Linked DNA regions of Homo sapiens: regions 1 and 3 are each linked to region 2. The links are chromatin loops, found by intact Hi-C in ENCODE. Cell type or tissue: heart left ventricle. All regions are shown on one strand. Each heading gives the region's core, and the rest is flanking DNA. Links, peaks and the distances in the headings are about the cores only. Region 1 has its middle 27 kb from the start of DDAH1. Region 2 holds the start of CCN1 (cellular communication network factor 1). Region 3 has its middle 41 kb from the start of DDAH1.

Evidence for each region. Peaks named below come from ENCODE experiments on the same cell type or tissue, not always from the same donor. Only the 100,000 strongest peaks of a DNase experiment are listed, where the experiment ranks them.
Region 1: a loop joins it to region 2, with 8 times the contacts of the local background. A loop is called at or near these places in 25 of 110 quality-filtered maps.
Region 3: it touches region 2 in a loop (2.1-fold over the local background); 25 of 110 quality-filtered maps call a loop at or near these places.

Annotation. Positions count from the first base shown.
Region 1 is chr1:85,486,603-85,497,089 of GRCh38, forward strand. It overlaps a transcript of DDAH1 not described here. Among named protein-coding and RNA genes, the nearest start is that of DDAH1, 27 kb to the left of the region's middle. RefSeq lists an enhancer at 8,627-9,826. In heart left ventricle, for the core only: a CTCF peak has its summit at 8,437 (motif pointing right); a DNase peak (open chromatin) is centred at 9,229.
Region 2 is chr1:85,577,193-85,587,722 of GRCh38, forward strand. It overlaps CCN1 (cellular communication network factor 1), which reads left to right and starts at 3,569. Exons shown (of 5, transcript NM_001554.5): 1 at 3,569-3,855; 2 at 4,173-4,386; 3 at 4,736-5,092; 4 at 5,224-5,432; 5 at 5,548-6,758. The coding sequence starts at 3,793. The coding sequence ends at 5,850. It also overlaps a transcript of DDAH1 not described here. RefSeq lists silencers at 1-197, 3,550-3,679, 4,110-4,169, 4,180-4,229, 4,240-4,289 and enhancers at 678-737, 3,137-3,659, 3,390-3,439, 4,706-5,227. In heart left ventricle, for the core only: CTCF peaks have their summits at 4,215 (motif pointing left) and 5,395; DNase peaks (open chromatin) are centred at 3,519 and 4,229; H3K4me3 peaks cover 2,500 bases; H3K27ac peaks cover 2,500 bases.
Region 3 is chr1:85,500,999-85,511,528 of GRCh38, forward strand. It overlaps a transcript of DDAH1 not described here. Among named protein-coding and RNA genes, the nearest start is that of DDAH1, 41 kb to the left of the region's middle. In heart left ventricle, for the core only: a CTCF peak has its summit at 1,996 (motif pointing left); no DNase peak of the experiment used is centred there.

The sequences.
Region 1 (10,487 bases), core at 7,346-9,845, 86 kb before region 2:
ATTGGAGATGCAAAATGAATATGCTATGGCCCCTGAACTTCTCGAGTCTGATAGAAAGGACAAGCACATAGAGAATCTCAATGGTGTGCAATAAATACAGGGTGATATTAGAAAAGGAACACTCACTTTAATTTGGAAAAGCATCATCAAAAGGAAGAAATAGAAGGGTAGTCCAGGCAATGAAAATGGCATTTAAAAAGGCATGGAGGTAGAGAAAGGAAAGCACTTTGGGGTCATGGCAAAACAGCTCAAAATGAGCAGATGTGGGTAGAGAGATAGGCTGAAGCCTGATGACCAGAGTCTTTGAATATCATATTTTGAATTTTGGATTTTACCCTGAAACTAATAGAGAAGAATTCTTTGATAGATATTAAACAGAAATAAAATGATCAGAACTACAGAAGGACAATGTTCTGGGGCAGTATGATATAGTGTCCGTAAAACAATTGGATGTTTAATTCGCCAAAGTAGGTTGTGAGAAAAGTTACATTTGTGTTCTTGGAAGAGAAATTAACCCTCTTCAAATGGATGACTGGATCCTTTTCTCAGTAGTTGCTCTCCTTGTACTTAGGACTTCCAACCAAGGGAAGTTGAAGGAGAAGGTGTCACTCTCAGGCACCATCTGAGCATTATTGAGAGTACTTGAGAACTTGTGGCTATCACCTTTCAATTGAATACATGTCATGTGGGCACTTCCAGCTCTGCTGGCAGTAGCCAACGCAGATCCAAGAAAAGGGCAGTAACAATAAGAATTGCCTACACTGTCATGGGAGTTATTAAAGAGCTGACTGGGAAAGTTATTTAATACATCTGCTCCTATTCTTTCATCTTGTTCAAATTGTGCCTGCATCAAATGTAAACTTCTGCTTTAGTTATTCTGCTAGTCAGCCATCTTCTTTCAACATAATCAGTATTTTTCTTCTTTGAATATAATCTTATTTTTCCAAATGAAATGTTTTTGTTATTAAATGTTTTTGTTTTATTACTTTAAAAAAGTAAATTTTATTTATTTAATTCCTTGAACTGGTAGCACATTCACATAGTTCAAGCATCAAAAAGTATAAAAAGATATACAGCAATGTCTCCTTTCCTCCCTTATTCTCTATCTGCCTATCTCCAAAAAACAGGTAACCAATATTATCAGTTTCTCATTTACACTTCCCAAGATTTAAAAAACATATATGCAAGCCAGTACAAGTATATTTTCTCTTCTTTTTTTAACTCCCATTGCAGTACACATTGGCACTTTGCAGTACACATTGGCACTCTTTTCTCCCCTACTTAAAAATAAATCTTGGAGGCTAGATGCAGTGGTTTACACCTATGATCCCAGCACTTTGGGAAGCTGAGGCAAGCAGATCACTGGAGGTCAGGAGTTCGAGACCAGCCTGACCAACATGGTGAAACCCCGTCTCTACTAAAAATACAAAAAATTAGCCAGGTGTGGTGGTGCACACCTGTAATCCCAGCTACTCAGGAGGCTGAGGCAGGCAAATCACTTGAACCCAGAGGCAGAGGTTGCAGTGAGCTGAGATCGCACCACTGGACTCCAGCCTGGGTGACAGAACAAGACTCTGTCTCAAAATAATAATAATAATAAATATTGGAGATTGTATTAGTCAGCTCAGACTGCCATAACAAAATACTATAGATTGGGTGGCTTAAACAATGGAAATTAATTTTCTTACAGTTCTGGAGGCTGAAAGTCCAAGATCAGGGCACCAGCATGGTCAGATTCTGGTGAGGGCTCTCTTCCTGGTTTTCAGATGGCTTTCTTCTCACTATGTCCTAACATGCAGATAGAGAACCAGCAAGCTTTCTGGCATCTAATCTTATAAAGGCACTAATCACATCATGAGAGTCCCACCCTCATAACCTCATCTAACCCCAGTTACATCCCAAAGGCCTCATCTCCAAATATCATCATCATATTGAGGGTTAGGACTTAAACACATGAGTTTTGAGGGAGACATGAACATTCATTTCTTAATAGAGATCTTTCCATATAGACATATAAAGAGCTTCCCTATTCTTTTTTACAGTTGCACAGTATACTACTGTGGCATCAAATACCCTTAATGTCAAAACTGGGAAAACTGAAGCTGTCCTTAATCATTTTTTTGCTAATAGGATCTGCAGAAACAAAGTTAGAGAGCTAGAGTCCTAGAGACTGAAAGGTGATGTTTCTGATGAGGTTAGACATAAACTGGAATTATATTCTGATGACTGGTGAAAAAGTATTAAAAGTCAGGCAACATGTTCAGTGTATATTCATTAGCATGTCATTAGATCCTCAAAATTTCAGCATTCTGAATCAAATACGGTTGAATTTTCTAATATGAAGATGGTGACTGCATTTGAAAATGCAAATTAATAGACATACGCTATGAAATGTATTTTTGTCATGTCACTACTTATAAACAATAGTCAACTTGCACCCAGCTGTTACTTACCAGGCATGTTATACAGGCCATTCTAGCCATTCTAAACATGTTTAGTGGAAGTTCTGAGAAAATGTTAGCACAGAAGATTTAGTGGTCTTTGTGAATAAAGTTAAAATGGTTATTCAGACCAGAAAAGGGAAAGAACTAAGGAACAAAGAAGGGAAAAACAGTATGACCACAAAATACGTTTGGATAACCCTACTGAAAGCAAAAATAATAGGGTGTGTGCTATTCCAGCAGCCTGAACTATCACTACCTGAAGGAAGAGAAGGCAGAGACAGAGTAAATGTCTGTAAAATATGGCTGAAATTAGATTCAGGGATAAGGAGGGAAAAATCAATCATGGAATTAGGGTTTCAAGCCTAGGTGACTCAGTAAAAGAGTAACACTGTTGGCTGAGATAAGGTGGAAGATATTTGGAGTGGGGTAAGAGTTTATTTTACTATACATTTTCTTTGGGGGCTAGTGGGACATCTAGGTTAAAATTATCAGCAGGCAATTAACAGAGGTTGAAGAAAAGAATTTGTTGGTGGTTTCAAGGAGTATTTATGAGAATCAGAGAGAGAGGGAGAGAAGGAAGGACAGAATGATAGAGACCACCCACATTTAGAGATAGAAGGGAAAAGATGGACATTGAAGGAAAGAGGAATGGTTAAAGGGAGAGGAGGCAAATCAAGGTAATGAGGTTACAAAAACCAAGGAAGGAGGATGTAGTTAACTGTGTCAAATACTGGAAGATAAAGTTATGAACCCCTAACATAGTATTTTAGGAGACAGAATCAGATTTTAAGACATTAGGTAATGAGTTGAACAGTGATATAGTAAAATTAAAAAATATTTTATATTGATGGTTTTTTGAAATGATCACGGAGGGAAGAAGAAAGACAGGATTATGATATTATTCCATATTTATATTCTACTTCAGAGTAACAGAGCACTTTCCCAAATATGATCTCATTTGATACTGTTTCAAGAGGTAGGCTTGTGGTGGATAAGTGGAGAAAGATGCAATGAAGAGAGATAGTTGAAAATGCAAATAGAAGATGAAGGAATGAATGAAGTTAGTTTTCTAAGGAGGTAGACTAGGGAAGAATTTAGTGCTGGAAAAGACTAGGAATACCTCTAATTTTGAGACAGAAAAGAAGAAAAAGTGAGTTCATGAAAATATAGGAACAATTTGAGGTAAAAATAGTTTAGAAAGATTCATGACTAAAAGACCTGAAAGTAATCAAGGTAACCTTGAATTGAGGGCTGAACTGACAGGAGAAATGTGAAATGAGTGGGAAAATAATGATGTTGGCATAAAAAGTCAAAACACTGACTCTTCACCCAGTCACAAGCTCTCCGTATCTCTAACACAGTATGATAGTTCTCCCACTAATGTAATGATGAGTGGTCATTGAACCACTGGAGACAAGGGCAAACAGTTCAATGTCTTAAATAAACCCAGCAAAGCCATTAAGCAAAGTTCATTCACTATACAATCCAATTTATAAGTCTGCTTTGAGTACCACTCCCCCAAGCCCATGCTACAGGAAGGAAAAGCATTAAGCAATCTGTTAAAATAATGCTTTCCAACAGGACAAGACAGCCTGCAATTTTTCAACCAACAGGGATGTTAGTCTGTGGTCCAGCCTCTAGACACTCTCTTTAGAAAGTTCTGCTTTCTCTAAGATAATGCCCAAATGTTTATAACTTCCTTCTTTAAATAGTATGCATATTAAGAAATAAATTTAAGTCTGTAGTCTATGAGATAACACAAGTGGGGGACAAAATTATGATAGGCCTCCCTTCCTGGCTGGGCAGTCCATGTGACATGTCTGCTCAGGGCTCATGGCATCTCAGCCAGACATTCTGAGATTCTGGCCTCTTGGCTCCTTGAGCCAACTCTACCATTAAAATATTAATTTCTCTATTATAACTCATTGAAGGTGAAGGTTATGATTTTTGCTTGCCCAATACACTTCCCTCTCTTCTAATGACAACAGTAACATGTATTCTTTTTTTTTTTTTTTTTTTTGAGACAGTCTTGCTCTGTTGCCTAGGCTGGAGTGCAGTGGTGTGATCTCCACTCACTGCAACTTCTGCCTCCCAGGCTCAAATGAGCCTCCCACCTCAGCCTCCCAAGTAGCTGGGACTTCAAGTGTGTGCCATCATGCCCAGCTAGCTTTTTTTGTATTTCTGTAGAGATGAGGTTTCACTAAGTTAGCCAGGCTGGTCTCGAGCTCCTAACATGTCGTGTGCTCTTAATTGGGCCAATTATATTACTCCATCTTCCTGGCTTGGTGATTGGCTCAGGGAAGAGTATATGACCTAAACTGATTCAATGCAAGTGATTGTTAGGATTGTTTTCAAACTGCAGACAAAGACAAAGGAATCCTCTTTCTTTGCTGGTAGAACTGCTGTTAGGATGAGATGAGAGATCATAGTTGCTAGGATTCATGTTCCCCATGGCATGGAGAAAGCTCATCTGCAAAGAGAACTGGAAACATACATCAGAAATAGAGAGTATAAGCCCTAAAAGTGTGCTTGCCACTGAGTCCAGACATCCATAGGACCAGCTGTCCACATTCTGTGTTTGGGTGACATCAGCCAGCAAATTCTCTTTTTTTGTGTGATCAAGTTGGAATTCCGTCATTTGCAAAGTAGCCCAACTTGTACATAGAATGTCTTATACTTACAAGGTGCCCAATAAACATATATTGGTTATCTGGTTGGTTTGATGTCAGTGTTTTTTCTGTATCTTTTGCTTGTGTACTTTGTACTCTATACCATCATTCTCAATAAGGCTTGTTCAAAACAAAGTCTGCAGTTTGCCTGTAATAACTAGGTGACCTAACCCCCTATACTGGCATGAGGAATATGTCTGTGTTTCAGTTTCCTAATTTATAAAATATGGCAAATAATAATAGCAGCTACTTATTTAGTATCTACTAAATTTCAGGTGCTGGTCTAACACTTAACATACATTATCCTAATTCTTATGGCAACTTTATGAGACATGCATAATGATCCTCATTTTATGGATGAGGAAGCTGAGATGCAAATGAGGTTAAATGAAGTGACCAAAATAATACAGCTTGACTGGCAGAATTCAGATTCATACTCAGGCTTGTCTGAGTCTGTGTTCTTTTGAATGTCCTATGATGTCCTACTTATTCAAAAAGCTTTTGTGTGTGTAATAAGATAATGCAGGTAAAATTGCTCTAAAAATAGAAAATGTTCAGAAATCATTCTCTAATTAACAATAAAAAAATGCAAAAATGGACTCAAATATTAACAAGGAAGACTTAGGTTAAGTGGAACATTGTGACTACCCAAATTGCAGCATTAGAAACAGTAATAGAAAAAAATAAATGCAGAATCTCATATAAATGTGAAATTTTATGAAGAGGGAAAGTGCAGCCAAGATTCTGTTCCATTTCTGAAATCTCAGTAAAACTCGAAAGGATATAGATAAGCATTGCTAAGCTAGGGAGAACTAGATCTCACTTCTCATTTTCCTCATTGGACCATTGATATCAGCACGTGGAATTTCCTTTGTGATCCTGTTGATGGACAGCATTTATAAAATAATGAACATTCTGATTTACAGATCTGAATGGCAATATCAGTAATGTTTAAAATGAACAAACATATATACTTACACTGTCTATGTAGCATTAAGATATATATAAACCTAATTTTTGTATAAGTTTAACGGAAAGAAATGTAAGGCCAAGTCTATGTGTTAAATGACATTTTGTAGTAAAACCCTTATGTTTTTCAGCTTGTAATTACTCTCAAACAATGTCAAGGGAACCAACCACATTATGAACTGTCTATGTCCATTTTCTTCATTAGACTATGAGTGCTTTGGGTACAGAAACTGTGCCCTACATATCTTCTTACCCCTAGAATCTAGCATAGATAAAACTTGGCATATGTCACGAAGGGTTGCATTATCATTTTATGGGTCCTGGAAACTTTTGCCTTCATGGGCCCCTTCCTTCATTAAAAAATATTTAAAATTATATTTTATGATCATCCTGGTATGAAAATGAATATATTAATATTATATATACTTTCTTTGACCTAAAATTTTATCTTTTTCTTCTGATTTTAAAATAAAAAAATTTGTTTTCTTCTGATTTTAAAAGACTGTTTTTATAGGCCTCTAAAAGTATTGTGGGCCCCAGGTGCTATGCCTACCTTGCTTAGGGATAAGTCAGTCAAATCCTATGTGTTAAATATATTTTTGTTAACTGAATGAAATGAATAAATGACTTAAAGTTAAGTTGGTGGTAGTGATTCTTAAAGCTTCTATTTTGGAGTGACTTTCAGCTTAAAAAATTTTTCAAAAGCAAATAATTAATAAAATCACCACAACATACTAATATTCATTTAATCTGAAGCCAACTATTGAAGTTTAGTACTGTAAACAAAATTAAAACCCAAGGGCAGTGTAGAAGGCTGTCAAAGTGGCAAAATAAATATTTTAAAATAATATCAGAGGTTGCTCCAATATTGAACAAACATTGCACACCTCTTAAATAGAGAAATTTAAATATTTTCTTTTTAAAATTCTGACATTCCAAAAGAGTCAGTTCAGAAGGTAGATACTTTAAAAAATGTGGGCTTATACTTGGAGCCACATGGTTATTGACTAGAATTTAGTTAAGCATGTGCCTGGAACGCTAGACCTGCTGCCTTTCACAACATTGCTTTTGGAACTCAGCATCTCTCCACTGTTGCTTCCAGAGACAGCTTTTTAAAATGGAAAATTGATTGATGAAATCTTAGGCATGAATACATGCCAACGCATCTAATAAATTAAAATACTGTCATTTTATAAGAAAGGTTTATTGGCTAACTGTGTATTTCTAGTAATTCAAAGTCTAGTGTTTAATTTACATAATGAAATGCAGAAATCAATTACTTGGTCAGTAGTAAGGTGAAACTGATGTTCAAAAGTATGTTTTGGGATGCAACCAGGCTGGCTTATCCACTGACTTAAAATGTAGAAGGTCATATCTGAGCAGTTTTTTCCCCCTTCTGAATGTATTGAACAATGTCCAGAATATGAGGAAGCATCTTTGCATTGTCTGGATAGGGTTGTGTGCAGATTAATATCTGGATAATAATTCAGATTTGCCCTTCCAAAAAGGATATCACACATATAAAGTAGTGCTAGTATTTATAGGATGGGCATTTACCAGAACAGCTCTTAAAGGCTACATAATAAAATTGCATTAAGGCTGCCTAACTTAATTAAACATAGCTACTGAAATGAATTCAGCTAATGGATTCTGCTTCCCCAAAGAGTACTCTCTCTTAATAATAATTTTAAAAGCAAAAACATGTTTTTCCTCCTCTTTTTCATAATATGTAGCCACCTGACCAAGAGTAGTGTTGGGAGAGAGACTGTCCCTACCACCCAGGAGACAGCAGGAGGGAGAGGTCATCTAGTGATCACACTCCTGCTTCTCCTCTCCAAGGGCAAAGGGCTGCCTCAGCAGCTGTCACATCCTGCTGCCCTTTGAAACAGAAAACCAGTCTAGAGTTTCACACTTATCTCCTGCTTTGCATTACCAAATTGGCAGTCTTGCTAGACCCTAGTAATTGCCTTTCATAGATGAAGGAAGTGAACGCTCTAGGGAATGGTGAATGGGGAGGGCATTTGTGTTTGGGAAGGGGCAGTACCTGGTTCAGCTGTCTGCCATCCATCAGATGGTTCTGCAGATGAAACAAGCACAGAGGAGGAAGAGAACACACAAGGTCACTTGGTCTATCTCAGGCAGGCAGGCAGAATCATATCTTTGTGCACAGTGAACCATAGAGTCTTGTGAGGAGATTGCTAGTCATACAAAGGCACATCATGAAGGACTTCAAAGATTCCCATTGTGGACTCACAAATCACAGTTACTCAACTCACCTTCTAGTCAGACTAGCCCCTGTTTTCCCACATTTCCCATACAATGTCCTGCTTTTGCCATCTTACTGCTCATTAGCAGTTCCAGCAGAGGGCAGGCGGGGGAAAGGAGAGGAGTTGTATATTATAGCCAAATATGTCTTCTGAACGTGTTAAGGCAAATTTTCTGGATTACTTAGAGCAACAGATGTCTTTCTGTCCAATTTTTTTTTTTTTTTTACTGTCTATCTGTCTGTATAGGTATTTCTAGTTTTCAGGGTCTCCTCTTTCAAGGAATTTACAATCTGGCTTGGGAAAGCAAAATGAAGACACATGAAATAATGAGAAAGCCATGCCATAAAGCCATCCCTGTTATTCCAAGCAAAGTCATGGGTTTGAAGAGAAGAAAGAGAGGTCTTCATGCACTGAAGTTGGTGATAGCATTTGTACATTAAAAATATAAATTGAAGTCAACAATTAGTGCAGAGAAGTGAGACTCAGCAAATGGGCAGATGTAATTGTTGAAAATTCTGTAAACAGGCTTGGGTAACAGTCCCATAGAGAGGACTTGTAGGCATCCAGTGAGAATGTGGTTTTTGTAGGACAAAGGTCTCACTGGATCTCAGTACCAAGCCTTTGCCATGATCAGCTGGAATGAAGGCGCTGGGACACTGAAGCTTGGTTGGCATTCCGGGAGGAAAAATATTCAGTATCTTTCCATATCATTCATTAAGGTCTGTGTGACAATGTCATGAGCAATTCACTACTGGGAGGTCTTCATCAGATAAACAGGGCTGCAAAATTCATGGCCAAGGAATGTGGACTGGAGAGACACTCCCAGCCACAGCTGCTACCTGAACACCCAGAGCTGGCTGGGAACCAAGGAGACATGCTGAAACCAGGAGCCTCAGCGACGAGTGGCAACGTTACAGACGCTTAATCCTGAAATGAAAAGTAATTGCTTCTGGCTTAAAGAATAAAGGAAAAACAAGATCAGCCTTGGCTGGATTACATTTTTTTAAAATACAACCACGCTAAAGACCGGGTTCTGCTACTTGCTTGGTGTTTGAAAATGTGAGGAAATGGATGTTTTCTGTCAATGTAATTTAAATCTATCCAGGAGTATTGACATATAAGAACACTTGAATGCAAGTACATTTTGATGAATATAATTAAATCAAATGTGTTTACTTTTAGCTGTAAAGGAGGACATCTAAAATTTAACTTACCTAATATAAATTTAGAAGGTCTTTCTTGAAAATAGCTCTTGCTTTGTATTTTGAAGCATTTCCTACTGAAAAGTCTTGGCCAAAGTTACCAGAGCTCCTTTTCCATACAGATGAAACTGCAAATGGAGAAATATGGAAGCAGAGAGAGGGGAAAGGCATTTTAATACCTCTAATATATTTCTGTGATGAAATAGTCTTCTCTAGAGAGAAGAGAATTCATGAAAATTCACTAAGGAAGAGCTGCAAGTTTGTTATTGTTAGAATAATAGAAAGATGACTTTAACTCACAACTGAGTAAGTAATATTTGTGTTCTTACTTGTTTACCCCTCAAGACCTACAGAATGGCAAATGTCAGGAGATGTTCTGTACATAGAGTCGGTATTTTCCTTGAAAGCAAGAGAGCAATGACACAGAGTAAAAACAAAGTAAGAATAAGAGGAAAACAAATCTTTCCTTTCCAGTTCCAATTTTTAAGTTATATGTATTAATTTAAGATATTTGTAGCAGACTCACAATGATGTACAGCAAATTAATTGAATTATATCTTGTATCCTAGAACTGAAGCTGCTTTGTTTCCTGTTTGGTTGAGTCATATGAAATTGTCTACACAAATAGCAATTTCATATAATTTAACCTAATATCATAAACCTTCACAGGAATTCATCAACCAATAATAACCAGTAAGAAATAAAACCTAGCTGGTTTTCCTGCCATCATTCAGCACGAACACTAATACTATAAAACTAATATAACACGTACTATCTTCTTGCAGGCCTTAACATTGAGGACATTCTGCATAAAGGAACAAAGGCTATTTACAGACAATGTTCACAGTTTGTGTTTCTGCTTCATTAATTCAAAACAGAAAAAAATAATTCTTATACCAGAAATGTTTTGGATACCACCAGGATGACTTAACCTAA
Region 2 (10,530 bases), core at 3,141-5,640:
GCGGACCCTCTCCGCTCCCTCCGCAGGGGTCCCGGAGCCGACCGCCCTCTCCGCGCGTCGGCCACCCAGTTCCTGCCGCAGCCACCAGGATCCTGGCTTCCTGGGGCTCTCCTGGCTGTCAAGCCAAGGGGATGGGGGCGGGGAAATGGTAGAGGAGAGAAATGGGATGGTACGGGGGCGCCACCTTAAAGCCGGTCTTTTGCAGACACCATTAAGTTCTGTTCATTAAGGTGGCTTTGAAGAGTGGAGTTGTGAGGTTGGGTGTGCAGCCGAGGATCTATGAAGACACACACACACACCCCTACTACAGGCACTCCGGTCGTCCAGGGCAGTGGTGCTCAGGGTGTGATCTCCGGACCAGCAGCATCAACATCACCTGGGGACTTGTTAGAAATGTAACTAATCAGAAACTCTGGGGTGGGAACCCAGAGAACCATTCATTAACTAGCCCTCCAGGCGACTCGGATGCACGCTAGTCTGAGAGCCTTCCTAGGGCTAGGAAACTGGAGTCGCCAGATTTACCGTTATTATTCTCGGTTGCCGCCAGACAGTGAGCCCTTCATTAGGTAACCTAAAATTCCCTGGCAGCAGCGGTTGAGAGACGTCCCCATCTCTCAGCCCGAAGCCAGGAGCTGCAGAAGACAAGTAGCCCCTTCTCCGTGGATTGCAATCCAAGGCAGCCCAAGGAAACAAGGCAGTCCGTTATTTCCTCCTGGGGCACCCGTATGGGGAGGGTGAAGGAGAAACTAGCAAAAGAGCCATACAGAATTAGCACCCGAAGCAACACTTACCCATAAACATTTGCACATTTCGCCTCCTGTCCGTCAACTTGGACTGATCTGCGGCTCCCAGCGGAGGCGGCGAGAAGGCGACGGGAGGCTGGGGTTTCTGGACGGTCTTTGGGCAGGACTTGAGGAGCCGCTGTTTCTCTTGCCTAATGTCGTCGATTACTAGCAGGCGCAACAGCACATGGTATATGGAGAGGCTGTGCACATAGGTTACTCTAGTGTCTCCCGCTCCCACACCTCCTGGCCCTGTTGCTCCAGCTTCCCACCCCCATCCCACAACACACCCCCTGCTTTAAATGGGCAGCTGACGGTAAGGTTCTCTAAATTTCTCTTCTGGGGCAAACTCATCCTCAAGATTCCCCAGTTGAAGTCCAGAAACAAACCCACACACCCTTGTTAAAAAAACTTTAATGTGATTTTAAAGGAATCTCTGGAATGGCGTGTGTTTGAACGCAGTGCGGCAGACTGGATCTCTGCCGTCCCCCATCCCCAACCTCCAATTAAGGTATATACGGCCAGTTGGATGATCCACTGTGCTTTTATTTTAAATCATGATGGACAGATTGCGTGAAAAACAAGGAATTCCAAAGAATTTCCTGCTCTGGGAAGAGAAGTTAAATCTATATTTAACAACATTTGAAGCTGTCAAGAATGCTTTGTGGTTGGATAACAGAGGCAGAAAAATGTTAAAAACGCAGGCTACTGCTATACCCAAATATGGAAATATTGTTACGTCTGGTGTCTGATTCACCATCTGGAAATACTTACAACCATGAAGTCAAATAGAAAAGACGCCACAACAGAAGCCAGGAACCCTCCTCTCCATTCTCTCTCTAGTTCAACCAGTACTGTCCCTGCACCCCTCCTCCCCCCTCCCGCCCCCCGTCACTTCATTAAGAAGGAAACAATAATGAAATGATAAGGCAGGAAAAACAGTGTTTTGTAAATAATAATTGATGTATTAACCTGTGTACGTGTTGGGCCCACACTTTCCTCACTGTATTTGCATAACACCTGACAATCCATTGTCTTGAAAAGTCTCCCACCCCTAACCCTCTAACAGAGCTTTAGAGATCCCACTCCCTCTAGCAAATGCTGCTTCCATTTATGAAAGGGCACTTTGGAATGAATGAAACTGAACTCCTTCCTGCAAGAATTCTCTTCACTGGAGTGTGTTTTCATCCTGACAGATTCTCATTGTGCTTATCAGGAAAGTCAGCATTAGCACTAAGGGCCTTTTCAAGCAAGACTGCTAAATTATGAAGTCTGAATAGCCTTAAACATTAAAAAGGATAAGTAGTTATCCTAGAGCATATGAGTCTTACATGATAATTTTTATTAAAATTATGCAAAAAGTTTTTGAAACTTGCAGGGAAAGTTTATCAATCACACTAATGGTATTGGTGATGTTCAAGTAAATTGTCTTGTGGTGGGGTCTTCTACTGAGTGTGTTGCAAGTAGAACGGGATCTTAAAATCTGCTGACATTTTTACTGCAAAATATTACATCCTAAATCTCTTTTCTGTACTTGGAGAGAAGGGCATTGCAATTCATTTAAAATGGGAGGCTTCCAGTGGTCCCTAGGAAAGGAGTTAAAAACCCCACAAAATGTCCAGCTTGAAGGAGTCTGCTTTTCCCAGAGATTCATAGGGCACAATGGTCCTGGAATCTGGTTTGGCCTTGCGGTCTTTGCAGGTGATGATTTCAGGCCACTCCACGGTGGTCTCCTGCACTTCTGGCTGGCTGCTTGGTTAGCATAGCCTCCTGCCCGCGGAGGGAGGCGGGAAGGGCTTACCCCGTCTCCTGCATCCGTGAGGAAGTATAAGTCAGCCTCCCGGAGAACTCCCCGCGTTCGTTTCCTCTCGGACTTCCAACCCAGGCAGTGGGCTGGAACTAAAGTGGGAACCTCCAAAAACAAACAAGTACAACATACCCAAAAGAGGGAAGGGCTGGAGGAGTGGGGGAGACCTCTGCCTGGGAATTTGCCAGACGATGGGCAAGTTTCCCCCCGCCCCACCCCCCCCCCGCCTTTTCATTCATAAATGCCACTGTGGGTATTAATTTGCAATTCACTGAACTTTGCTAATAAACATCATGCCAAAGCTTTGGGACTTGTTCCGAACACGCCTCTTTGAAGTCCACAAATATTCCTGACTCAGAGACACACTCCTCTTCCCCGTTCTACTCTTTCAACAGATAACTTGCCTCTCACCTTCGCTGTAAAAAAGCAAACAGCTCACTGCCTTCCCGGGTGAGGGCTTCAGTGGCTGCCCGGTCAACTCGCATCACCAAACAAAACGACTTTTGTTCCTCCCTCTCAGGTCCTCCCACCCACCCAGTCCAGGCAAAGTTCTGAACTGGCCCCCCTCGCCCCTCACGACCCTCCAACTACCATCACCACCATCACGCCCCAAAGAACCCTTCCCAACATAAGTCGTAATTTAAGGTGGAAAAAACGAACTGTTTTCTTGACGGGTCTGGGACACACACACACACACACACACACACACACACACCCCCCGAACTGTTTTCTTGACGGGTCTGGGAGACAGACACACACACAGACACACACACACACACACACACACACACACACACACACACACACACACACACACAAAGGTGCAATGGAGCCAGGGGAGGCGCTTGGCAGCAGCCCGCGCCAACCAGCATTCCTGAGATGTTTGAGAATTCTGGAACGCGCAGACAGAGCCGACGTCACTGCAACACGCGGCGCCTCCGCCGGCCCGTATAAAAGGCGGGCTCCGGGGCGCCTGGGCAGACCGCGAGCGAGAGCGCCCCCGAGCAGCGCCCGCGCCCTCCGCGCCTTCTCCGCCGGGACCTCGAGCGAAAGACGCCCGCCCGCCGCCCAGCCCTCGCCTCCCTGCCCACCGGGCCCACCGCGCCGCCACCCCGACCCCGCTGCGCACGGCCTGTCCGCTGCACACCAGCTTGTTGGCGTCTTCGTCGCCGCGCTCGCCCCGGGCTACTCCTGCGCGCCACAATGAGCTCCCGCATCGCCAGGGCGCTCGCCTTAGTCGTCACCCTTCTCCACTTGACCAGGCTGGTGAGTTGGACTCTCCTTTTGCCACCTATTCCCCGTCCGCTCTCCAGCCCCTTCCCCTGGTCCCAGATTGCCCACGGCAGGAAAAGTTAAAAAGTTCGCGATCGTTTGCGGGTAGCCGTTTCTTTAAGCACTCTCCCCCTCCCCCCGAAGACGTGTCGGGACCTCTTGGTGGGAGCAGCCTTCCGAGGTGGCCGGGCTGGACGAGATCAGAGGCTCCCCGTCGATAGGGTCGGAGACCCCCGTCCCTCACTGCGGCAGCCGCGGCGCCCCTCCTGCGCACCGCGCCGAGTCTCACGCGTATCTTCTCCCCCTTCCAGGCGCTCTCCACCTGCCCCGCTGCCTGCCACTGCCCCCTGGAGGCGCCCAAGTGCGCGCCGGGAGTCGGGCTGGTCCGGGACGGCTGCGGCTGCTGTAAGGTCTGCGCCAAGCAGCTCAACGAGGACTGCAGCAAAACGCAGCCCTGCGACCACACCAAGGGGCTGGAATGCAACTTCGGCGCCAGCTCCACCGCTCTGAAGGGGATCTGCAGAGGTAAGATGCTTGTGGTTTGGCCCCTTTAAAAAAAATACTAGTCCCCATAGTCCAGAAGTTTAGTAATTCTGAGACCATGTATGGTGATGCTTTGTTGTTGGTAGCTTGGCAGAAAGGCACATGATTTCAGCAGTCTGGAATGCAATTCAGTGTGTCTGGGCCCAACGAAAGCGCATACGGAAAAGTGATTCCTGACTAACTTATTGTTCTGGTCTGGAGTCTCCGGGGAATTGTAGGGAACTTTACCATAAATTGAATTTAACAGCAGAAAATATGTATGAGTTTCAGGCGGTGGTTTGGAATCTTAACTTTATCCCCTTCTACCTTTCTCTTTTGGTGATCTTTGCAGCTCAGTCAGAGGGCAGACCCTGTGAATATAACTCCAGAATCTACCAAAACGGGGAAAGTTTCCAGCCCAACTGTAAACATCAGTGCACATGTATTGATGGCGCCGTGGGCTGCATTCCTCTGTGTCCCCAAGAACTATCTCTCCCCAACTTGGGCTGTCCCAACCCTCGGCTGGTCAAAGTTACCGGGCAGTGCTGCGAGGAGTGGGTCTGTGACGAGGATAGTATCAAGGACCCCATGGAGGACCAGGACGGCCTCCTTGGCAAGGAGCTGGGATTCGATGCCTCCGAGGTGGAGTTGACGAGAAACAATGAATTGATTGCAGTTGGAAAAGGCAGCTCACTGAAGCGGCTCCCTGGTAAGTGGAGACTGAGCACTTCAGACACTGTACTGAGATGCATTTCTGGTCTAAATCTTTGTAGAAATGAGTGCTTGAGCCTGTTTGTGTCGGTATGCCTCTGAGAAGTCTTCCCTCTTATATGTCTCTAGTTTTTGGAATGGAGCCTCGCATCCTATACAACCCTTTACAAGGCCAGAAATGTATTGTTCAAACAACTTCATGGTCCCAGTGCTCAAAGACCTGTGGAACTGGTATCTCCACACGAGTTACCAATGACAACCCTGAGTGCCGCCTTGTGAAAGAAACCCGGATTTGTGAGGTGCGGCCTTGTGGACAGCCAGTGTACAGCAGCCTGAAAGTAAGTTCCTTCAGGGACGTGTAGACTGTTGCCTGGCAGGTGGGTGGGATGTGAACATCTTTTTGAAGAAAGAGAAATATCACCCCTAACTTTCCTTCTCTCCTTTCTCTTACAGAAGGGCAAGAAATGCAGCAAGACCAAGAAATCCCCCGAACCAGTCAGGTTTACTTACGCTGGATGTTTGAGTGTGAAGAAATACCGGCCCAAGTACTGCGGTTCCTGCGTGGACGGCCGATGCTGCACGCCCCAGCTGACCAGGACTGTGAAGATGCGGTTCCGCTGCGAAGATGGGGAGACATTTTCCAAGAACGTCATGATGATCCAGTCCTGCAAATGCAACTACAACTGCCCGCATGCCAATGAAGCAGCGTTTCCCTTCTACAGGCTGTTCAATGACATTCACAAATTTAGGGACTAAATGCTACCTGGGTTTCCAGGGCACACCTAGACAAACAAGGGAGAAGAGTGTCAGAATCAGAATCATGGAGAAAATGGGCGGGGGTGGTGTGGGTGATGGGACTCATTGTAGAAAGGAAGCCTTGCTCATTCTTGAGGAGCATTAAGGTATTTCGAAACTGCCAAGGGTGCTGGTGCGGATGGACACTAATGCAGCCACGATTGGAGAATACTTTGCTTCATAGTATTGGAGCACATGTTACTGCTTCATTTTGGAGCTTGTGGAGTTGATGACTTTCTGTTTTCTGTTTGTAAATTATTTGCTAAGCATATTTTCTCTAGGCTTTTTTCCTTTTGGGGTTCTACAGTCGTAAAAGAGATAATAAGATTAGTTGGACAGTTTAAAGCTTTTATTCGTCCTTTGACAAAAGTAAATGGGAGGGCATTCCATCCCTTCCTGAAGGGGGACACTCCATGAGTGTCTGTGAGAGGCAGCTATCTGCACTCTAAACTGCAAACAGAAATCAGGTGTTTTAAGACTGAATGTTTTATTTATCAAAATGTAGCTTTTGGGGAGGGAGGGGAAATGTAATACTGGAATAATTTGTAAATGATTTTAATTTTATATTCAGTGAAAAGATTTTATTTATGGAATTAACCATTTAATAAAGAAATATTTACCTAATATCTGAGTGTATGCCATTCGGTATTTTTAGAGGTGCTCCAAAGTCATTAGGAACAACCTAGCTCACGTACTCAATTATTCAAACAGGACTTATTGGGATACAGCAGTGAATTAAGCTATTAAAATAAGATAATGATTGCTTTTATACCTTCAGTAGAGAAAAGTCTTTGCATATAAAGTAATGTTTAAAAAACATGTATTGAACACGACATTGTATGAAGCACAATAAAGATTCTGAAGCTAAATTTGTGATTTAAGAAAACAGCGCTTCATGTTCATCAGAATATAAAGCCTAAGGGTCTCCATCACTCTGTGAGATGGCTATAATAATTTATTATTTTAATCACCAGGTTAGTGGGCATGCCACTTTAGTAGAGTAGAGAAACCCTTTAATGAAAAGGGGTAGTCCATAACTCAGGCTGCCCACATCCAGACCCATGGGCAAGATTGAATATAATTAATGTATTCTAAAGACTTGCTTGTTTATAACTTTATATTTTCCCAATACCGTTCCTAAAAATTAGAACTACTTAGAAATTTACCCTTGGCTGTTATGAGGAAAAATCTGAGTCTATAGGAGTCAGTTTGTTTTCACTAAATGAGCTTGAAGCATGACTTGTGTTAATCCTAATAAGCCGGTGATTAGGTAAACATGCTGTTAAATGCAAAGGAATGCAAGGAATTTCAACTACTTTTCCAATAGCGTGAGGGCCAAGCTACCCCATCCCCCTTTCCTTTTTATAATATACGTTATATTGATGGGGGAGGGAGCAGTTATATAGAGTTGGCTATTCAGAAGGTCAAAGGTCCAGAGCATTCCTAAAAGAAAGGGACCCAAATCATAGGTCTAGGAGAGGTTGAGAAGGCTGTGTCAATGTTTGTGAAAATGTCAGTAGTCTGTTTCAGAAGCATCTTCATCTTTAGAAAGCGCTGACAATAAACCTTTTATAGGGAGAAGTTTTCCTTTCATCATCACTGTTGGCTCCTGTTCAAATCCATAGTGAAATATTTCAGTCCGCACTTAGTTAAGAGAGTACTTGAGTTTTTAGGCAGAAGAGAAAGTGCTTTTAAAAGGAATGGAGGAGGACAGCTCCTGGGATCCTGAAGGGATTTTTCCAAGTAGATTAAATAAGATCCATACTTTAATGAAGACCCACAGAAAAATACTGCCTAAGAAATGGTTTTAAAGCCTTATGGAAATGCATAGAGGTTAATATAAATGCACTAGTAAAATCTATGGCCAAAAGCCTTCACTTCTGATTTTGACTTGCCTGAAATATTACAGCTTGTGCCTTCTGAATAGTCAGGTTTCTTGCCTGAGACATTCAAATGTTAAGGTATTTGAGAATTTAAACATCAGCTGGCCCAGTCGTGGATGCAGTTAAACTTGTCAGTGCAATGTAACGTGTGAAACATAATAAAGGTGTGAGGCTTTTGTGGTGCAATCTTGTTGAACAGACATCTAAATCCATAGGCAAGATTTACACATTCCCAAGCATCAACCCTGAAGTATTGCTCTCCAACACTGGAGTCCAACAAATTGCTTCTTATGCAGAGATCAAGGAGCAATATTTTACAGATCCTTTCAGTGTGCAGGGAAGTAGTATTTGTCCAAATAAGCTCAAATGTGAAACAGAACCTAGTATGGGAAAACACTGAATCTTTGGGTTATTAATTTCATCCTAGTAAATATAATGAGGGTGATTGAAAGTGCCAATTCCATTTACAATAAGTGTGTTCAATTAATAAAGAAGATGAATACAAGCAAATTATGTCTTTTGTTTAGCTATAGAAAAACCTGAAGAAATTAAAAGTAGTGGAGAATAAAATTATGATATTTAGAACACGTAAGTTTTACCTACATCCAGAATGGAGCTCTGCCCACTTTAAATATTGAGAAAACAAACCAAAAATTATGCATCTGCATATATGAAATAGAAGTTACATATAGAAATATTCATTATAATATATATGTACCTTCCCATGCACAGTAAAGACCTTGGGTTGTTCTTGCTTTTCAATCCAAAAGATCCTGGTGGTCTTGAGCTATTTTTTGGTAGAGATTTTAGAACTGAGAGAGTGATCTCAGAATCTTAGGCATTCCACGAATTTTAAGAAATACTCTATGGGACATTGAGCAGCACAGCAAGTAGTCTCACTATGACTATTTTTTCATATGAACATATGTGTTGTCTGCTCCACAAAGAGATGCAACTGAGTCAAAATTAGCAAAGCATATTTTAGAGTTATGTTTTCCAACAGAGGGAACAGACTTGGTTTGTTCACAACCTCTTCTTGCAGCCTTCTGGCACTACTTGAAAGTCAGTTGAGCAATAGCAGTGGTTCAGTATGACCACAGTACAGAGCAAAGCTATGCTCTGGGCAGAATGGCAGGTGATACAGTGGAAAGAATCCCATGGAATCATGTCTTTTAGCACCAGCTCTGCCATGAATTCACTAGGTGACTCTGGGCAAGTTTCTGTTTCACTCCCTCATGTTAAAGTAGGAAAATAGCTTTCAGCATTTTTGTCACCCCAAAAACCCTTTCTCATACACCCACTTCGGTACATTGGCTCTCATACCTTAAAACTTTTATCTCCTCAAGTAACCACATGTGTGAACTGAAAACTGCTCAAGGCTTTCTGTCATCAAATGCACTTGTTTCCATGAAGCGTTTGAAAATGTATTGTGGCTAGACCCCTTCCCCCCCCTTTACTTTCTAAAGCACCCTTGGTTAGAGGACACAGCAATTCCTGGATCTCAGAGTCTACAGGTCCATACTTTAACCTCACTGTATAGCCCTATCCAGGCCTCATTAACTCCTTGCCCTACACAACTGATGCTTTAAAACAAAGCATATTCTGAAACATGACAATGATCCATTTGTCCTACAAATAGATTAGATATAGCTGTGACTTTCTCCATTGGTGGTGGGCAATATTCATCCATGTAATCTTATAAACTACAATTAATAAATACTCAGATGCATTTGTTACTGCTTTGCTGTTTCCATATATTCTGTTCATATATTCTGAATCTACCCCTTTCTCATCTCCAGAGCAAACCTCTAGATGAGACCACCATCATCCCTTGTCTGAATTACCAGAATGGCCTCCTCATTTATAGCATATTGTATTTTCCAAAGGTGGCTGCAGCAATATCTCCCACTCCATGTGCCCTTCTGCAATGTGCCTCTGTTGCTCCCCCATTAATGGGGGGGTCTATTTCTCCACCCTCTTGGATGTGGGTGAGCTCTTGACCTGTGAATGTGGAGGAAGCAATGCAATGTGGTACAAGTTCCACATGCAGTACTGGCTAGGAGTTCCTCCATCTTTTCTCTTAGAAATGAGCTTCCATGTAAGAAGTACAACTACTCTGAGACCAGCAGACTGTGAGAAGCTGAAGCCACATGGATAGGCCTTAGAGAATGAGTTGCCATGTGGAGAAAGAGAAAGGACCAGGAGCACTTGGGCATTACACCTGTCCATGAAGAAACCATCTTGGAAGTGAATCCTCCAGCCTCAGCCACCCCAGCTGATGTCTTGTGAATCAGAGATGAGCTGCCCAGCTGAGTCCTTCCCATAGTTCCTGACCCACGAAATAGTGGGCAAACCAATACGGTAATTATAAAGAAATAAGTTTTGGGTTTGTTTGTTACATAGCAATAGATAACCAAAATATCATTGGTTTCCATTCTTCCCCTTTTACATTTTTAAACTGACTCTTTAAAAATGTAAATCGGACTATATGGACCCTTGGGTTAAAGGCTCCAATGGTGTCCCACTGCTGTCAAAGTAGAGATTTAGCTTCTTACTTGGCACCCAGGTCCTGGACCCTGCCTACTTCTTACCATTCACCCTCATTCACTATACTTCCACTTGCCTTTTCTTCTTCTTTGAAAAAGCCAAGCAATTTCCCCTGCAGGGCCTTTGCACTAGCGTTCCTCTGCCTCAAATGCCCCTTCCCCTGACCTAGGCTTCTTCTTGGCATGTAGGTCTCAGCACAAATGCTACCTTC
Region 3 (10,530 bases), core at 1,035-3,534, 78 kb before region 2:
TATTTATAAGAGTTGTTTTAAAGCCTTTGCTTGCTAATTTTAACATATCTGCTATCTCTGAGTATGTTTCTATTGACTTAAAAAAATCTGTTGTGGTCATGCCTCTTCACATATCTAGTAATTTTTGAATTGTATGCTAGACATTAAACGCTACATTATCAGGTCTGGATTTAAAGAGTGTTAAGTTTTGTTACGTTAATTTACTAGTGGAGAAGCTTAATTTTTACAAAGCTGTTTTTAAACTTTATTTGGATGAACTTAGTATAGCCTTGAGTCCAGGGCTAGAGTAGCCCTCCTCCTACCGCCTGGCCTTTCTTGGTTCTTCACTGAAAACCCCAGGGAATCACTGAGAACATCTCCACTCAGAACATCTACATCTCCAGTTTTGTGCACCTTCTGGAATCTCCACCCAGTTTACAGCCCCCCAGTAGCTATTTGCCACCAGACTTTGTAGAGTCTCACCCAGAAAGTGAGAAGCTTAGCATTTGTCCAAAGACTTTATAGTACCCATATGCAGATTTCTGGACCTGTTTCTCTGTGCAGCTTTCTCTTCATTAGCCTGACCTACAAATTCCAACCACCTCAACCACCCTGAACTGTGATCTCTGCCTCCTCAGAACAGTAAAGCAACCATTATCAACTTGGGCTCCATTTTGCTGTGCCGCCAGGAAAAAAGACAAGGTGACCAAGGGTTTCATCTCATGTGTTTCCCTTTTCCCAGGGATCAAAGTTCAACACTGGGTGAATTTCAACGTCTGAAAACAGTTGCTCCATATATTTTGTCCAGTTTTACAGCTATTTATGGCAAGAGGGCTGGTACTAGTAACTTCATCAAAGCCAGAAGCAGAAGTCCTTCACACTGGATACTTTTGCTCATCATCTCCTGTTTGAAATTCTCCCTGGTTTTTAGAACTCTAATCTTGATTTTCCTCCTAAATTTCTTATTATTCTTTCACTACCTTCTCCTCCTCTTTATCCTTTAACCATGCTTCCCATGCCTAAATTATATTCATTCTTTAAAATCCAAACTTTCTCCATAAAGCTTATCCAGTCTGCTACGCTGGAATTTATGCCAGGTATAAGTATATATGAACATACTTAACACTTTATTGGCACTGCTTCAGACAGCACTTTGCACTTTCTGCCTTTTGAACGATCATGTCACTTCCATATTGTAAACTCTTTGAAGACACGGACAATGTCTAATTTATCATTGTTTCTTCCTCAGAGCTTAACACAGTATTCCTCTATTCACCTTTAATTCTGATATGGTGCTACTGGTGGTTGCCCAACAACGAGAGGAAACGACATTTGCTGACTACACCCCACGCACTCTGCTAGATGCTTTGCACATGTTATCTTGCTTAATTCTTGAGAATGATACTGAAAAGTAAACACAACCAAATGACAACAAAGCCAGTGGCTCTGACTGAGATCACACATGCTCAACTGCTGGAATTTCAGTTCTTTGAATCTCTTCCTTTCTCCTGGGAAAATGTGACACTTTTGAGGACCTCCTTGCTGTCCCTTGCTTGTCACTGCCATCATTGCCCCCTTCTCAGATCCCTCTGGCTTCAGCCTGGTAAGAGGCTGCTTCCCATCTTAGTACCTCCCTAAGAAGTTTTTCTTGTGGCATCACCACCACTGCTGCTTCCACCTATCCCCACCGCCACCACCACTGCCATTGTTTCTGCAGTGCTGCAGCCACTGGTACAGGGCTGCTCCAGGCCAGGCAGTTTCTCACTGAAGCCTGGCCTGCATTAAAGAGTCCTCTTTTGCTGCTTCTCTTCTGGGTTCTCCAGAGATAGCCCTGCCTCTCCTGCCTCCTACCACCTCTGTCTGCAGAGCCATGGGGAAGCCCTGGAGGAGTCACACTACCAGAACACTCGGGGCCTCTGCCTGCCTTTGTCTCCTGGAGTCAGATCTGCTTCTCCTTCAGCCAGATTTTCTCACTATCCATAGCTACCAGTCAGTGGATTGATGTCCCCCTGGTGGTGGATCTCATTGAACACGGACTCAGTAAATTGTTAAGTGTTTGCTAAGAACTTTTTATGTGTATGGAATCCTATTAATTGTCAAGAAATAAGTTAAAAAAAAACCCCAACAACCAAATTAATAATTTAAAAACAAACATTTTGTTTGATAAGAGTTCCTTGCTTTAAAAAAGTTGAAATATATTAGACTATATAGATGTTCTTTATCTTTTTGTTTGTTCATTTGTTTGAAATGGAGTTTCACTCTTGTTGCCCAAGCTGGAGTGCAATGGTGTGGTCTCAGCTCACTGCAACCTCCGCCTCCTGGGTTCAAGCGATGCTCCTGCCTCAGCTTCCTGAGTTGCTGAGATTACAGGTATGCGCCACCAGGCTAATTTTTTGTATTTTTAGTAGAAACGGGTTTTCACCATGTTAGCCAGGCTGGTCTCGAACTCCTGACCTCAGGTGATCCACCCACCTCGGGCCTCCCAAAGTGCTGAGAATACAGGCATAAGCCACTGCACCCGGCTGATGTTCTTTAAAGTTCATCTATCTATCTATCTATCTATCTATCTATCTATCTATCTATCTATCTATCCATCTATCTATCCATCCATCTATCTATCTACTAAGCCCATGAAGGTACCAGGTTCTGTTCCCAGTACTTGGAATACAAGATAGACAAGATGCCTGCTATCATGGAGCTTCCAATAAACACACAAACTAACATCACCTACTGATAAGTACAATATTGGACAGTGGTAAGTGATGAGAAGAAAATAAAGCAGGAAGATGGGATAGGAAATAGTGGCAGGAAAACATGAGATAGGGAGATGAGGGAAGATCTCTAAGGTGACCTCTGGGCTAAGTGGCAGGTGATGATGGGGGAAAAGGTCAGTCTAGGGAGGGAGAACTTCAGTATTGCTGCAATGTAACGATCCAGGAGGTGAATCACAGGGGATGCGGTCAGACAGACAGACTAGCCCAGATCAGGTAGGGCTTACAAGTCCACAGTAAAGAGTTTGGATTTTATTATAAATACAGGGAAAGGATTGGAAGGTTTCAAACAGACTGGCATGCTGTGATGATATTGCTCAAAGATCGCTTTGGCTGCAGCGTAGGCTGCATTGTAGGGAAGCAAGAGCATAAGACCTCAAGACTCCAAGACCCATTAGGAGCTGTCATAACCTAAGTAAGAGATGATGGCTCTATAACTCCACGAAATAAATGTGTGTTTTATTAGATCATGCCCTCTGTTGATAGCCCACTGTACAGGATACTGGATCTACTGTATAACAAAACTAGATGGCAGGGTCATTGGCCTCAAAGACCTTTCTGTAATTCAATGGAAATGACAGGTAAAATTAAAGAGAACAAAGGGTGATAACTTATTGAGTCAATAAAAAGTTGGCAGAGATGAGCAGGCTCTCAACAATAGTCTTTGGCTGTGATAAAATCTCCTGGGTCACTCTCCTGGGTCACACTCCTGGGTCACCATAGTGCTATAGAAGAACCAAGAAAACCATCATTCAGATTTTGAATCACAGTAGCATAACCAAGCAAACTGCAAGCAAAATATGAATATGATTGTCACATATTTGCTGAGCACTTAGAATGTCTGGAACTTTCTAAGTGCTCATGCTCTAAATGAGTCATTTAGTCCCCAGAACAACACTGAGACAGTGATTATCATCCTCCTCTTCTAGATGAAAAAATCACAGCTTAGGACATGGTGACTTGCCCACTGTTACATACGCTAAAAAGCATGAGAACCCATCCTCAAACTCTGACTAGTCTGCTCCCAAACCCAAGCTTATAAGGATGATGGCAATGTTTCCCAGGGTTGCCTGATAATAAGAACTATCTGTGGCACTTGTTAAAAATACAAATACCTATCCTCATTCCCTACCCCATGCCAGACCCACTGAATCAGAATTTCCAGGGAGGGGTCTGGTAAGCTATTTCTTTTAACAATGGCCCTCAATGATTCTTTTTTTTTTTTTTTTTTTTTTTTTTTTTTTTTTTTTTTTTGAGACGGAGTTTCACTCTTGTTGCCCAGGCTGGAGTGCAATGGCGTGATCTCGGCTCACTGCAACCTCCGTTTCCTGGATTAAAGCGATTCTCCTCCCTCAGCCTCCCGAGTAGCTGAGATTATAGGCACACACCACCATGCCCGGCTGATTTTTTTTATTTTTAGTAGAGACAGAGTTGCACCATGTTGGTCAGGCTGGTCTCCTGACCTCAGGTGATCTACCTGCCTTGGCCTCCCAAAGCCAAATATTATGATAACCGTATTATCTTTTTCTTAATATCATAATTATTCTTATTATATGTCTTACACCAGAGTAGGCCACACCTAACAAAAAAGAAACACAGATAAATGGAGAATATAATACAGAGGAACAATCAAGGCAGGTGATAGCAGACACTTCTAGGAAGAAGTAAGTTTTGAGCTGAATTTTGGAAGGCCTGCTAAGAGGGAAAAAGTATTTCATTAAAGAAAGGCATGAAAAAGACACGAATAAGAGAATCAGGTGCATACAGTACTGATAGGAATTGATGTCCCGAGGAGAGAAGGTGATTTGATTCAGTGCACACCCCACTGCTCAGTTCTTACATAGGTTCAAGCAGGTTTAGAGCACTTGTGGTTTACTGAACCTGTCTATATTCTTGGCCTGATCTTGAGCAAGATTGTGCTAGAAGGGGAATCCTTGAAATAATACTCTATTATCATTATCTGAGATTAAAGGGTCAGAAAGAATCCTGATTTGAGAAATTTTTGTTTTTTAAAACTAAACTTATTTACCTGACTTCCTACAATAGACAAATGATCTCAAAAGAGAAACTTACTTGGAATATTATAATCATAGAAAATTTTCTTTAATTGATTTATAGACTTTTTTAATACATTTTAAACTGGATGCCATAGAAGCCATGTCCTAAATTCTTCTATAGCATTACCTTTAACAGCCTGCAACTTAACCAACAGATGTTCATTGAACGCTGACTTTACACCAGACACTGTGAGCAGCTCAGGGGAGACAAAGATGTATAAAATGTGGCTATTAATCATGAGGATTCAGAATCCAGTGGGAGAAGACAAACAACCAGATATGTAATTCCGTGACAAGTTCTAGAAGGAAGGTTGTAAAAATGAATGGCTGAGGTGCACTAAAGAGAGAGCCCCTCAGTCTGCCCGGGCCTGACAGGGCAACATGAATGGTCTTGCCTGCTGGGTTTTGAAGTATTCACCAGATTTCACCAGGAAAAGGATGCAGAAAGTCTTCCCACCATGGAGAGAGAAGGAAGAATGACAAAGAGGTCAGTGTGAAAGAGTGAGCATTAAGTCCCATGGGTTATCACAGAATCATACTCTGCAGTCACAATTTTTTCATTCTGCAGCAGTTTTTTTAAAAAAATAAATGACCATTAGCATTTAAAATAGGGCAGTATTAGTATACAAATCTTTATTTCTGACTTAATGGAAACAAAGATTTCACACTTGGCCCACATCCTCTCACAGCAACACTCACCTGGTCCCAAGTAATAGCTGCCCCCTTCAGACAGGGCTCCTGATCCCCAGTCCACCCTAGACCCACAACTTAAACTCTTTTATTCCCAGCCCTCTATGCGGGCATTTGAGTTTGTGACCTAGGTAGAGCTTAGGCTATGAGGCAGTAGGAGAACACCTTGAACAAGGATGTGATGTCAGTGTAGCTTGAAGCAAAAGTGTGGATGGCCTTGCTTGCTAAGCTTATTCAGACTTTACCATGTGGGTGATGAGGAAGGGAATGACTACTGATAAAGTGAAGCAAGGTAGAGAAATGGTGACAACTGATTTTTAGGAAGGTGCCTCGGATAGATGGCTTGGAGGCATTTAGACTGAAGACAGAAACATAGGAGGCCACCACAAAGGTTCAGGTAAGAGGCGATGAAGAGCAGTAGTCAGAGAGTGACCACGGGGATAGAAAGGAGTTCCAGAGGCACAAAAGAAGAGGGGGTAGAGGCATAAATTCTTTTCTAAATTGTTTAACATGAAACATCTAGAAAATTGGAAAGAACAGTAAAATAAATATCTCTACAATCTCTTCAATGTAGATGCAACAATTGTTACTATTTTGCCATATTTGCTTTATCTTTCCATACACACACAAATATATATATATGTGTGTGTGTGTATATATTTTGAAAGTTGTTGAAATCATTACACCTCACACCTAAACATTAACACCTAAATATACATCTTCTATAGGACAGACGCAGTGGCTCATGCCTGTAATCGCAGCACCTTGGAAGGCTGATAAGCAGATTGCTTCAGCCCAGGAGCTTGAGACCAGTCTAGGCAACATGGTGAAACCCTGTCTCTACAGAAAATACAAAAATTAGCCAGGTGTGCTGACATGCAGCTGTAATCCCAGCTACTTGGGAGGCTGAGGTAGAAGGACTGCTTGAGCCCAGGAGGTTGAGGCTGGAGTGAGCCATGTTTGTGCCACTGTACTCCAGCCTAGGTGAAAAAGTGAGACCCTGCATCACAATAAATAAATAAATAAATAAATAAACAAACAAACAGCATCTCCTAAAAATAAGAATTTTCTTATACATAATTGCAATGTCATTATCATTTCTAATAAAATTAATATTAGCTCCTTAATATCATATAATACCCATGTTATTTAATATATGCTCATATTCAGGTTTTCCCTAAATGTTTCTAAAAGTTTTAGCTGTTTTTATCAAGCTAAGAGTCCTTTGAAGTTCTCGTATTGGGTTGTTATGGCCTTTTAGTCTCTTTTAACCTGGGACAGCTCCCCCAGTCCTTCTCCCCACATAAAAATGACTTTTGGAGGAATAAAAAGAAAATAGTTGTTTTGTAGAATATCTCAAATTCAGATTCTTCTGCAGGATTCTTTGTAATTTGATTTTTCTTTGATTCCCTGTAACTCCTATTTATTTGAGGTTAGGCCTGCCTAAAAGCTTACTTCGATTCAGATTAAGCCCTTTTGGCAAGAATACTTAATAAATGATTTCATGAATTTCATCTGTACCCCATCAGGAGGAACATAATACAAATTTGTCCCGTATTAGTGATTCTAAGGTCAATCACTTGGTTAAAGTGGTGACTGCCAGATCTTCTCCTTTGTACTTTTTACATTTAGGAAGTGACATGTTCTGTGATGCTTTGTAACCGTGTGAATAACCGGTTCTGCAATAATCTTTTACTATTAAAGATCCTTGCCTGAATCGATTATTTCATTGGGAGTTGCAAATTAGTAAATTTCAAATATTATCACTCCTTCATTGGCATTCTTCTCTAAAGATAAATTTTCCCTCATCAAGTAGATGATATAAAATTCCTTTTAAAAAGGCAAGGTAAGATAGGCCAAGATGGCCAAATAGGAACAGCTCTGGTCTGCAGCTTCCAGTGTGATTGACGCTGAAGACGGGTGATTTCCGCATTTCCAACTGCAGTACCTGGTTCATCTCATTGGGACTGGGTTGGACAGTGGGTACAGCCCATGGAGGGCAAGCTGAAGCAGGGCGGGGTGTTGCCTCACCTGAGAAGTGCAAGGGGCTGGGAGATTTCCATTTCCTAGCCAAGGGAAGCCCTGATAGACTGTACCTGGAAAAACAGGACACTTCTGCCCAAATACTGGGCTTTTCCCAAGGTCTTAGCAACCGGCAGACAACGTGATTCTCTCCTGTGCCTGGCTCCGCAGGTCCCACACCCATGGATCCTTGCTCACTGCTAGGGCAGCAGTCTGAGATCAATCTGTGAGGCGGCAGCCTGGCTGATGGAGGGGTGTCCACCATTGCTGAGGCTTGAGTAGGTAAACAAAGCGGCCAAGAAGCTCGAACTGGGTGGAGCCCACTGCAGCTCAACAAGGCCTACTGCCTCTAGACTCCACCTCTGCCGGCACGGCATAGCTGAACAAAAGGCAGCAGACAACTTCTGCAGACTTAAACATCCCTGTCTGACAGCTCTGAAGAGAGCAGTGGTGCTCCCAGCCAGGCGTTTGAGCTCTGAGAACAGACAGACTGACTCCTCAAGTGGGTCCCTGACCCCCGTGTAGCCTAACTGGGAGACATCTCCTAGTAGGGGCTGACAGATACCTCATATAGGCAGGTGCCCCTCTGGGATGAAGCTTTCAGAGGAAGGATCAGGCAACAATATTTGCTGTTCTGCAATATTTGCTGTTCTGCAGCCTATGCTGGTGATACCCAGGCAAAGAGGGTCTGGAGTGGAACTCCAGCAAACTCCAACAGACCTGCAGCTGAGGGACCTGACTCTTAGAAGGGAAACTAACAAACAGAAAGGAATAGCATCAACATCAACAAAAAGGTCATCTACATGAAAACCCCATCTGTAGGTCACCAACATCAAACACCAAAGGTAGATAAAACCACAAAGATGGGGAAAAACCAGAACAGAAAATTCTAAAAATCAGAGTACCTATTCTCCTCCAAAGGACTGCAGCTCCTTGCCAGCAGTGGAACAAAGCTGGACAGAGAATGACTTTGATGAGTTGACAGAAGTAGGCTTCAGAAGGCCAGTAATAACAAACTTCTCTGAGCTAAAGGAGGATGTTCAAACCCATCACAAGGAAGCTAAAAACCTTGAAAAAAGATTAGACAAATGGCTAACTAGAATAAACAATGTAGAGAAGACCTTAAATGACCTGATGGAGCTGAAAACCATGGCACGAGAACTTTGTGACATATGCACAACCTTCAACAGCCAATTCAATCAAGTGGAAGAAAGGGTATCAGTGGTTGCAAATCAAATTAATGAAATCAATTGAGACGACAAGGTTAGAGAAAAAAGAGTAAAAAGAAACAAATAGAGCCTCCAAGAAATATGTGACTATGTGAAAAGACCAAATCTACATTTGATTGGTGTACCTGCAAGTGATGGGGAGAATGGAACCAAGTTGGAAAACACTCTTCAGGATATTAACCAGGAGAACTTCCCCAACCTAGCAAGGCAGGCCAACATTCAAATTCAGGAAATAGAGAAAACACCACAAAGATACTCCTCGAGAAGTATCTTTCTCGACAACTCCAAGACACATAATTGTCAGATTTACCAAGGTTGAAATGAAGGAAAAAGTGTTAAGGGCAGCCGAAGAGAAAGGTCAAGTTACCCACAAAGGGAAGCCCATCAGACTAACAGCAGATCACTCAGCAGAAACCCCACAAGCCAGAAGAAAGTGGGGGCCAATATTCAACATTCTTAAAGAAAAGAATTTTCAACCCAGAATTTCACATCCAGTCAAACTAAGCTTCATAAGTGAAGGAGAAATAAAATCCTTTACAGACAAGCAAATGCTGAGAGAATTTGTCACAACCAGGCTTGCCTTACAAGAGCTCCTGAAGGAAGCACTAAACATGGAAAGAAAGAACCGGAACCAGCTGCTGCAAAAACATGCCAATTTGTAAAGACCATTGATGCTATGAAGAAATTGCATCAATTAATGGGCAAAATAACCAGCAAACATCATAATGACAGGATCAAATTCACACATAACCATATTAACCTTAAATGTAAATGGACTAAATGCCCCAATTAAAAGACACAGACTGGCAAACTGGATAAAGAGTCAAGACCCATCAGGGTGCTGTATTCAGGAGACCCATCTCACCTGCAAAGATGCACATAGACTCGAAATAAAGGGATGGAGGAAGATCTACCAAGCAAATGGAAAGCAAAAAAAAGCAGGGGTTGCAATCCTAGTCACTGATAAAACAGACTTTAAACCAACAAAGATCAAAAGAGACAAAGAAGGCCATTACATAATGGTAAAGGGATCAATTCCACAAGAAGAGCTAACTATCCTAAATATATATGCACTCAATGCAGGAGGACCCAGATTCATAAAGCAAGTCCTTAGAGACCTAAAAAGAGATTTAGATTCCCACACAACAATAATGGGAGACCTTAACACCCCACTGTCAATATTAGACAGATCAAAGAGACAGAAGGTTAACAAGGATATCCAGGACCTGAACTCAGCTCTGCAACAAGCAGATCCAATAGACATCTACAGAACTCTCCACCCCAAATCAACAGAATATACATTCTTCTCAGCACCATATCGCATTTACTCCAAAATTGAGCACATAGTTGGAAGTAAAGTGCTCCTCAGCAAATATGAAAGACCAGAAATCACAACAAACTGTCTCTCGGACCACACTGCAATCAAATTAGACCTCAGGATTAAGAAACTCACTCAAAACTGCACAACTACCTGGAAACTGAACAACTTGCTTCTGAATGACTACTGGGTAAATAATGAAATGAAGGCAGAAATAAAGATGTTCTTTGAAACCAATGAGAACAAAGACACAATGTACCAGAGTCTCTGGGACACATTTAAAGCAGTGTGTAGAGGGAAATTTATAGCACTAAACGTCCACTAGAGAAAGCAAGAAAGATCTAAAATCGACATCATAACATCACAATTAAAAGAACTAGAGAAGCAAGAGCAAACACATTCAAAAGCTAGCAAAGGCAAGAAATAACTAAGATCAGAGTAGAACTGAAAGGGATAGAGACACA